2 separate regions of the Homo sapiens genome follow, and region 2 is linked to region 1. A link is a contact called in ENCODE Hi-C data. All regions are on one chromosome and are shown on one strand. The core of a region is the stretch at or near the end of the contact, and the rest is flanking DNA. Distances in the headings are between cores, read along the strand shown.

Region 1 (3,727 bases), core at 1,024-3,523:
TAAATATTATTACTAGTAAGGGTAAAAGAGATATACATCAGAGAAGAACTCTTTTTTTAAGACTATTTTAGCAGATTGATTAAAACAATAATCTCAAGCCTATAACAATATTACACTTCCAGCAAAGATCCTAGGAGCCACAGCCACTCTTCCTATATCCAGGCTCCTCTATCGCTTGCTTTCTCTCTACTATTCTATACACTCAAAATATTTTCCAGGCTCCATTCCCTTAGTGTCCAAATCAACTTTAACGATAAGAACAAGGAGAGGAAGGAAATAAGTACTTTTTAATTTTTGCTTCTGTAGAGTTCTTTTAAGCCTTAGAAATGTGCATGTCTTTTTAAAAGACATTTTTTTTCCCCAGATGACTTAAGAGCATTTCTAGAACCTGTCAGCCTTAAAGGTAATGAGATCCCTTAGAAGAGCATTCTCATATGTTAGTGAGCAAGACTGATCTCCAGGTGCCACCCGCAGAGACTCAAGTCAGTAGAGCCAGGGTGAGGGGCAGGGGTCTACTCTTTAACCAAGGACCTGGGGGATGCAGATGCAGGTGGCCAGAGAGCCTTCTTTTTTTTTTTTTGAAGTATTGCCCTAGCTGGGAAGAGTCCAACCACAAGCTTGAATTCTGCCAGGGAACAGGAGGGCCAAAAAGGCTGGAGGTGGAGCTAGGAGAGAAGTATCATTATTTTTTCTACTATTCAAAGGCAAAGAAGGTAAGAGGGGTTCTTCTTACTCAAGAACATAGAATTTACATCTATGATACTGGTTCCACCCCAAACTAGTTCGACCATTTAAAAAAAAAAAGAGAAACTTATGTTGTATTAATAACTAACAGTACCTTCTGGTTAGTTAGCCAAAAAGACAAAAGTCAATTGTATTTACTAAATTTCTTCAACAGATGAGAAATGATATAAGGACATCTGTAACTCTGGAATATTAAAATTATTTACATAGAATGTTAAGTGTGACATTCTTTGTTTCCCAGCAAAGTTTGTGTTCTAGGTAACAAATTTCAATACTCTGAATCCTGGAACAGAAGCAATTCTGCATTTTCTTTTGAAATATACTATTAATTGAAGTTCCATAAAAAGCCACCAAGAGGAGCTCAAGACCCGTTACAACGGACACCTCAATTGCCATGGCTCACCAAAAATATACTTGACAAAACTATACATTTTAATATGTATCTTCAATAGGCTTTTAAAAAATATGAAGCCTCTGATTTTTCTTATGAAATTTACACCATCACTAGAGACTAGAAGTATTACAATTCTCTCTCAGGTTCTCCTAAGTACAAATCCAATAAGTTACCTGTCAGTCTTAAAAATAAACTTTAGGAAGTGTGTACTTCATATTGATGCACATACTCTCGGAAGATGCACATGAAAGAACAAGCTTCAATAAATAACACTCGAGCTGAACGTGCAATGACCAAAGGATGATATCATTTATGCCCATTTATATTTCCAATACAAAAAGAATAGATTTTTGAATCTCATTTAACAACCAACACAAAACTGAATAATATAGGTTGGAAGAACTATAATTTCTACAGGATAAGCCTATTTTAAGAAAGAAACTTTGGGGCTGTATTACTCTAGAAAACTTACTTGTTTACAGATCACATACCATTCTAAATTTAAACAGTTTTACAAAAGGTTGCAAAAGCCTATTTCCCTCTAGTGAAGTCAATTATCAATTCATTGCAGACTTAACTTCCATCTAGAGACCTGTCACAATTGTATGAACAACTGTATCTCAACAGAAATAGATCACTTCTCAGATCCTTAGAAAGAAGAACTATCTATGTGATTTCTTAACAAGGGAAGTGAATGAACTTCCTGGAAATATTACTGCAATTATGGCCTTTAGTTTTTTTCCCTCAGACACTCCGTTTTTTCCTTATTAAGCCTTATGTCATCATTTGTAACTTCTCTACATTTTGCTCAGATTTCAGCCTGCAAAAAGTTCAAAGTGCTGAGGAGATCCACATGGAAGCAGGGCTGAGTAGGTGGATGGGACCTACTCTGTTCCGTTATCTTTGTTGTAAAATTGGTGTGCAGTGATCTAACAGCACAGGCAGAAACAATTTCCCAGAAAGCAAAAACATACAGCCATCAGCAGACAGTTAGTTAAGAACTCAGAGCAGATGGGGGTGGTTTGTTAGAGTCATTACCTCACAGGACGAAGACTGAGTGCGGTAACTTGGCACAATCTTGAAGGTAATACTCCCCCGCATTTCCCTCTGGAGGGGGGGTGGTGGGAAAGAAAGAAAAGTTTTCTTACAAACAATTGTTCACAAAACCATGTAAGAAGCCACTCAAAACACATGGGGGCAATTAGCACAAGCCATCTGAGAGCACATAGCCGGAAAATGAAATGTAGTCATGAAGCAGGGACTGCTCGAGTTAACAGTAGAGTAAGTTCCTGGGAAAAGCCCAGCAGCCAATTGCCTTTTGCTCATACAGCAATGGTCTCACAGATCTTCAATGGTCACCTTTTTATAGATGTGAATACAAAACTTTCTAAGTGACATGCCTTTCAAAAGTGAATATACATTGAATTAGACAATAGACTAGGTAATTACATAAAAATTACATTGAGTATGCCACATTATAATGGTGTACCCCATAGAATATGCTTTTTACTTTTAAAAATTTTTTATTTATTTATTTTTTTGAGACAGAGTCTCGCTCTGTCATCCAGGCTGCAGTGCAGTGGCACCATCTCGGCTCACTGCAAACTCTGCCTTCCAGGTTCCAGTGATTCTCCTGCCTCAGCCTCCCGGGTAGCTGGGATTATAGGCACGCGCCACCATGCCTTGCTAATGTTTGTATTTTTAGTAGAGACGGGGTTTCACCATGTTGGCCAGGCTGGTCTCAAACTCCCGACTTCAGGTGATTCACCCACCTTGGCCTCCCAAAGTGCTGGGATTACAGGCATGAGCCACCGCACCCAGCCACTTTTTGCTTATTAATTTTGGCTTTTTTTTAAAAAAAAATTTTGGGCTGGGAGTGGTGGCTCACACCTGTCATCCCGGTACTTTGGGAGGCCAAGGCTGGTGGATCACCTGAGGTCGGGAGTTCGAGACCAGCCTGGCCAACATGGAGAAACCCCGTCTCTACTAAAAATGCAAACATTAGCAGGGTGTGGTAGCGCATGCCTGTAATCCCAGCTACTTGGGAGGCTGAGGCAGGAGAATCCCTTGAACTCGGGGGGCAGAGGTTGCAGTGAGCTGAGATCACGCCATTGCACTCCAGCCTGGGCAACAAGAGCAAAACTCCGTCTCAAAAAAAAGAAAAAAAAATGTTTGGTGAGTCTGTGAAGCTTATTTCATACTTAATAGGTATTCATAACCTGGGTGCTACTACACTGCAGTGGGAAAAGGGATCAGAGGCCCCAAACACCTCTGTCTGCTTGCTATGACAATGAACATAGGCAAAGGCTGTCATTTTGCCTTTTTAAAAAATCCAAAGCCTAATTTGAATACAGATTTTGGATATGTATGGTCAAAAATGGCCTGGTCTACCGTGGCTTTCCTCCCTTCTATGCTGTAGAGAAATCCACGACAGCTGGCTATGACTCAGCTCAACAGGAAAGAGGTTTCTGACACTGCTGATGTCAGGAGAGTTGAGGTCAGTGAGAAACTAGTTCACATGTACAAACACTGAAAAGGTTTTCTTTAATCATCTGCTTGGTAAGAAACAGGAGATAAAGGATAAAAGGA
Region 2 (6,215 bases), core at 568-3,067, 2.2 Mb after region 1:
CAACATGGTGAAACCCCGTCTCTACTAAAAATACAAAAATTAGCTGGGCGTGGTGGCAAGTGCCTGTAGTCCCAGCTATTCAGGAAGCTGAGGCAGGAGAATCGCTTGAACTAGGGAGGCGGAGGTTGCAGTGAGCCAAGATCGTGCCACTGCACTCCAGCCCTGGTGACGGAGTGAGACTCTGTCTCAAAAAAAATAAAAAAATAAAAATAAATAAAATAAATAAAAATAAAATAAAATAAAAAATAAAACACATTTGAAGGCTTGGTTCACATGTCCAAGTTGTCTTCAAGTCCTTGATAAAGAAGTGCAAGGTTTGGTTTTGCATCACTTAAATGATGTATTTTCCATCACTTACAAGTTCTTTTTGGATGTCTGATTTTCTGAGAAATAAGCACAAAGATCAGCAACCACTTTGTAAAACTACCTGGAGTGAGTAGGAGAGGCCTGGGTTGGAATGGCAAAAAAGAAAAACAAAGACAGAAAAAAGTCTTCTTAGACCAGAAATCTCCCTTAAGAAATTACCCTTCCCCAGCCCAGCATACCGTGGCAGTGTTTATCTCCTGCTATGTGAATGTCACGATTGACGAGAGCAGTGTCAGACTTTATTGGAAAAACCACATATTTGCAGTGAGATAGAAATCACCGCTCTTCTATTAACATTTATTCTGTGCTATGATATAATTTCAGCAAACAGGACATCAACATTGAGTGTATTAATTTTTTCAAACTATACTCCTTGCTTTACACTGAGGTGGTGGTAAATGTGCAAGGCATGCCCCTTAGCCTAAGGAAGCTGACTGAGACATTAGAGGAAGAGGATGAAAACAAAGGAAGGTACTAGGTAATAGTAACAGTTCTCTTTCCTCTATCAGAGCCCAGGGCTTGGCTCTCTTCCTTGATCAAGGCCATTCTTTTCAGAGTTTGAAGGCAAAAGCAGGTCTCAAAGTGACAGTAGATGTGAACTGGTTGTCTCAGCCTGGAGCCAAGTTTCTGAAAAGCAGCTTTGGAAGCCTCATGTGAAAAAGCTGGCTTGAGGAAACTTGCCATTCATTCAAGGTGGGCTGTGGGCCCTTCAAGTAAGACCTCCCCTTAATGCACGTGTGATCCATCAAAGGCTACTATTTATTTACACTCCAAACAGTAACACCTCAATGGGAACCAGGTTTTCCTATTAATGGGCCTCATATATTTTCCACAAACCACCGAGGTCTATGGGTGAAATAGAGTGGAGGAAAGAGGTGTGGGTGTGTGCTGGGGGATGGGGAGGTAGGGACAGGGAAAGAGACGAAGATTGGCGGGGGTGGGGTGCTTAAAGGTCCACAGAGTAGTGCAGTAATGAGAATCTTGATGGATTGATATAGGGCACCCCTGCACCTTGTGTCATTTACTTTTTACATGCCCCTAGATAAGTACTGTGGCTTGAAGTACCTGTCTTACAGAATTGATGGGAAAACAGAGATAATGCAGGTAACGGCTTAATGCAGCAAGCACTCAGTAGGCATCAGCTCTTCTCCATCAACCTTTTAGAATAGCAGAAAGGAAGCACTGCTTAAGTTTTGCGAGCAGTTATTACCTTGAATTTCTTACAATCATTCAACACCTACTTATTGAGCACCTACTATGTGGTAGGTAGGCACCATGCTGTGATTCAGCAGTGTACAAGACACAGCCCACCTCATGGAGCACACAGTTGATTGTAGATACTGTGGAACACATTAATTGTGGCTCTGGTCAGTGCTATTACAGAAAAGCATGAGGTGCTAGGAATGCAGGGGAAGCACGATTTAAGAGGAAGTTACCAGAATCCTCAGGCCTCCATAAGCATCACTGTGTGGCAAGAGACTAAGGACACCACATAGTGAGACAGGAAGTAAAAAATAGAAATGGCATGACTAAATGGTAAAGAAAACCACATCTGCAACTAATAAGTGCTGACTGTTAAGTCCTATTTGTCCCATTGACCGTAGTTCACCCCATCAGTCTTTTACTGTTCCCCTGTCTGCCCAGCCCTTCTCTGCACTTGGAGCTCTTTAACGACTGTGATTGACTATCTTCCAGCACCTGTGCTAGGGGGCGGCCCCAATTTGTTTTAAAAGAGTGCCATCTTCTGGCCAATTAGTGTTGTTTCCTTCTAGTGGAAATCCTAAAGTATTCAAGACAGCCTCGCTCTTGGGGAAACTAAGAAGCGTCACCTCCACCCAGAATTTCCTCCAACACATTTGCCTGCACTCTCTTACTTTGTTTTCAGTTGTGACATGGATCAATATTGATATCTAATATTTGCAGCCTTTCCTCTGCCCTAATCTCTCAGGAAGGTTTTTTGTTAGAACTTCTTGGTTTTTCAGCCTCTGTTGTGTGCATCTGGGTAATGGGTGAAAAGAACATCGATGGGAGATGAGACAGGTGGAATTGCTTTCACCTTAGAAAGGGCAGGGAAGTAATCTGGGGAAAGCAGGAGAAGGGAGCTGGGGAGAGGAGAAAGTTTCAGAAAGGCAACTTGGGGCTGTGGAGGAGTGCAGCTGGACAGAAGAAGGGGTTTTCTCTTTCGATTTTATTTTAAGTTCTGGGATACATGTGCAGAACATGAAGGTTTGTTGCATAGATATACATGTGCCATGGTGGTTTGCTGCACCTATCAACCCGTCATCTAGGTCTTAAGCCCTGCATGCATTAGGTATTTGTCCTAATGCTCTCCGTCCTCTTGCCCCCTCAGGCCCTGGTGTGTGATGTTCCTCTCCCTGTGTCCATGTGTTCTCATTGTTCAACTCCCACTTATGAGTGAGAACATGCAGTGTTTGGTTTTCTGTTCCTGCGTTAGTTTGCTGAGAATGATGGGAGAAGAAGGGGCTTTCAAAAGCTGTTTTGACAACCTAAGGAGATGGAAGGAAAGAAGGAAAGAAGGAAGGAAGGAAGCTTCCTAAGTTTGGCTAGGAGTTTTGTGGTATAGTAAATATTTACATTACTTTTAAGATTTGGGCGTCAAAATTGTGTTTCTTTTAGGCACTGTATAGTGCTTGGACCACCTTAGAGGTCCTCAGAGCACCCTAGATTATTTGGGGCTGTACAAATTCAGAAAACATACACCTAATAGTGGCTGGCATCTGGAATGGTACATAAGTGTCCCGTGGGTTCACTATATGGGATTTCAGTGGAACTAAACCTTGGCAACTCTGTCTTCAGCAAGATCAACATCTAAGCTGGTAAACTGTGTACCCCATGCCAGACATACACTAAATATGTAATACATCTGGCAGTGAATTAGGTTTACATTAAGAAAATGAGCAAAGGAGGTCTGTTTGCCTGGTGTCGTGTATTCATCTGGCTACTATAGACTATTCTATCACATCAACTAGCAAACATGGAAGATGCAGGTATGAGGTCCCTAGATGAGTCCAATGAGGCAGCTGGTATTAGATGGGCCTTATATTTAGACTGTGTAGAGCTGGCTGGAGGATACATCTGAAAGGTAAGTCCACTGAGAGATGGGGCCAGTTCAGACAGGCCAAAGGGAGTGAGGGTAAGTCAGCTTCTCCCTCAAGCAGCCTGACCACCTTTGCTATATCAGCCATTTTAATTTTGTTGGCTGTATTAATGTCCTATTGCCCCTGTAGCAAAATGGCACAAGCTTAGTAGCTTAAAACAACACAAGCTTATTATTTTACAGTTCTGGAAGTCAAAAGTTCAAAATGAGTCTTACAGGGCTAAAATCAAGGTGTTAGCAGGAATGGTTCCTTCTGGAAGCTCCAAGGGAGAACTCATTCCTTGCCTCTTTCTGTTTCCAAAGGCTGCTAGCATTCCTTGGCTTGTGGCTGCATCACTCCAATCTCTTGTTTCCATGGATGCACCATCTCCTCCTCACTTTGAGCCTCCTGCCTCCCTCTTAAGAGAACCTTTGTGAGTACATTGGGCCCATGAGGATTATCTCCCTATTTTATAATCCTTAATCACATCTGCAAAGTCCCTTTGCCATGTAAGGTAACATATTCATTTGCCCCAGAGTTAGGACGTGAACATCTTCAGCCAGGCTATTGTCTAGCCTACCATATGGGCCTCAATATTTTTGAAAACCAAGAGTTAAATGCCACAATTGGTCTGTCCTTAAATCCCTGCTGTTCCAGGCACCTGAATTTGGAGCAGCAAGTAGAACTTTTAATGATTTAAAACCACATGGCTCTGCCCTGCTTCCACCAATGCCTACCCTCTTCCCTATCACACACACACCCCAATATAGCTTCTATCCAGCTTTGTCTTCTACAAAGCCTGAAAAGGCTTGCATCTGGGATCCTGAGAAGCAAATGTATTTGTCTTACATAAGCACGAAACTAGATTCCAAGTTTGTACCTTTAATAAACGACAGAAGAGAAATTTCTATTCTTTAACCCCAATAACTGAATTTCTTTCAGACTCTGCACACAACTGAATACTGGACTTTCACATGAACCTGCTCAGGCATCCCTTTAGATGGCCAAGCCCCAAAGCAAGAGTATCCTACCAGGCACTTGCCAACCATTGACTTCCCAAAAGATCATCAGAAAACATGTCAATCAAGAAAAGCTAAGTTTATCAGACACATTGCATAAGGAAGAACATCGCATTGACAGTCTTACTAGTGTCTCAAAGTGGAAAAATTGGGGGAGGGTTCACAGGGTTTTCAATTTGGGGGTTGTTTTTAAGGCAGATCTTGCAAGGCAAAAAACTGGTTGGAATTGGAAAAGTTTATGATAGAGTAGTTGTGGATTGGTAGGCAAAGTAAAGTGGTGTCTTAAAGCAAGTCTTGATGAGCAAGCTGTTAGTCTTGATAAATAATCTATTTGTGTTACTTCAAAGCTTTGTATTCCAGGAGCAAGTATTTCCTGGGACAAGTAGCCAAGTTATTTTGACTGGTTCAGTATTGTTTAGCTTAGGGACAGGAAAGTCTGTTGGTTTCAGCTTCCTACCTTTAACACACAACTAGGAATACTTATTATTTCTAAAGGCACGTTCTGATTTCTTAGCCCTAAGAACTGTCTTTAGAAACAGATACTTTGTTAAGTCACCCTGTTTTGTAGGAAAGCGTAAATGTTAAAAGCTCAGGTTTCTGGAGCTGGCTAGGCCTGGGTTTGAATCTTGGTATTGAACATGCATTTTCTTATCTGTTAAATGGAGCTAGCTGTTCAGTTGTTCTGAGCATTCAATAGGATCACATAAGTGAAGTTGTTACAGTACTAACAATAAATGATAGCTTTAAAGAAATAAAGGATCTCTTTGTGGTCTACTATGATTCCTACTTCAAAAATACATCTCAAATTACTTTTCTCCACTAGTAACTCCTCTCTGATTAGTCATCTCTTGCTAAAATGCCCTGGTTTCCCTTTTACTACACCACCCGAGCAGCCCAAGTAGATCTTTTAAAACTGCAAATCTGATCCTGTCAGTCCAGACTCAAGCCCTTTCAATAGCTGCTCAATGAACTTTGGATATGACGCACTGTGGCTCCCAAGGCCTTGCATGCTCTTTTTTCTGCCTGTTTCCCTACCCTCGTCTCTGGTCACTCCACTCTCCCTCAGAACCTTCCAGCCATCTCGTTCTCATAAATCCTCAGATATATCCAGTTCTTTTCTGTCTTGGTTCCCTCTCCATGGAAGGTTATTTTCTCCATTCTTCAGTTGGCTAAATCCTTTAGGTTATTTCCCAAGGGATGAAATAGCACTTCCTCAGAGATGCATTTCCTGAGAAACCCCCCGGACAATTAATTCTCCATTATAATCTCTTATCACTGCTTTAAAAAAATTATTTTCCATAAGTGATTCGGGTACAGGTGGTATTTGGTTACATGAGTAAGTTCTTTAGTGGAGACTTGTGAGATCCTGATGCACCCATCACTCGAGCAGTATACACTGCACACTATTTGTTGTCTTTTATCCCTCGCCTCCCTCCCGCTCTTCCCCGCCAAGTCCCCAAAGTCCATTGTATCATTCTTATGCCTTTGTGTCCTCATAGCTTAGCTCTCACATATCAGGGAGAACATATGATGTTTGGTTTTCCATTCCTGAGTTACTTCACAAAAGAAGATATACAAATGGCCAACAAACATATGAAAGAATGCTCTTATCACTGCTTTTGTTTTCCCTCCATAAAGATTCACAATTACATATTTTTTGAAATGCTTGTTTAATGTCTCCCCAAATGACAGACCCCACCACGAATGGGTTGTATCTATGTAGAGATCTGGA

Evidence for each region. Hi-C counts contacts between places; a loop is a spot of excess contacts on that map. Pooled maps may share reads with other maps.
Region 2: a map of CD8-positive, alpha-beta T cell shows a loop between it and region 1 (30-fold over the local background). The contact joins two enhancer-like sites. A Hi-C loop is called at or near these places in 2 of 168 maps with a recorded cell type or tissue (both CD8-positive, alpha-beta T cell), 1 of 37 single-sample maps with no recorded cell type and 9 of 50 pooled maps.

The regions. Positions count from the first base shown.
Region 1 is chrX:41,557,603-41,561,329 of GRCh38, forward strand. It overlaps CASK (calcium/calmodulin dependent serine protein kinase), which reads right to left. Exons shown (of 27, transcript NM_001367721.1): 18 at 2,177-2,245. Among named protein-coding and RNA genes, the nearest start is that of CASK-AS1, 42 kb to the left of the region's middle. Within about 2 kb of position 2,274, at least 5 of the 41 ENCODE cell types and tissues checked have a DNase peak (open chromatin) inside an H3K27ac peak, as active enhancers do.
Region 2 is chrX:43,748,479-43,754,693 of GRCh38, forward strand. No RefSeq gene overlaps it. Among named protein-coding and RNA genes, the nearest start is that of MAOA, 95 kb to the left of the region's middle. Within about 2 kb of position 1,818, at least 2 of the 41 ENCODE cell types and tissues checked have a DNase peak (open chromatin) inside an H3K27ac peak, as active enhancers do.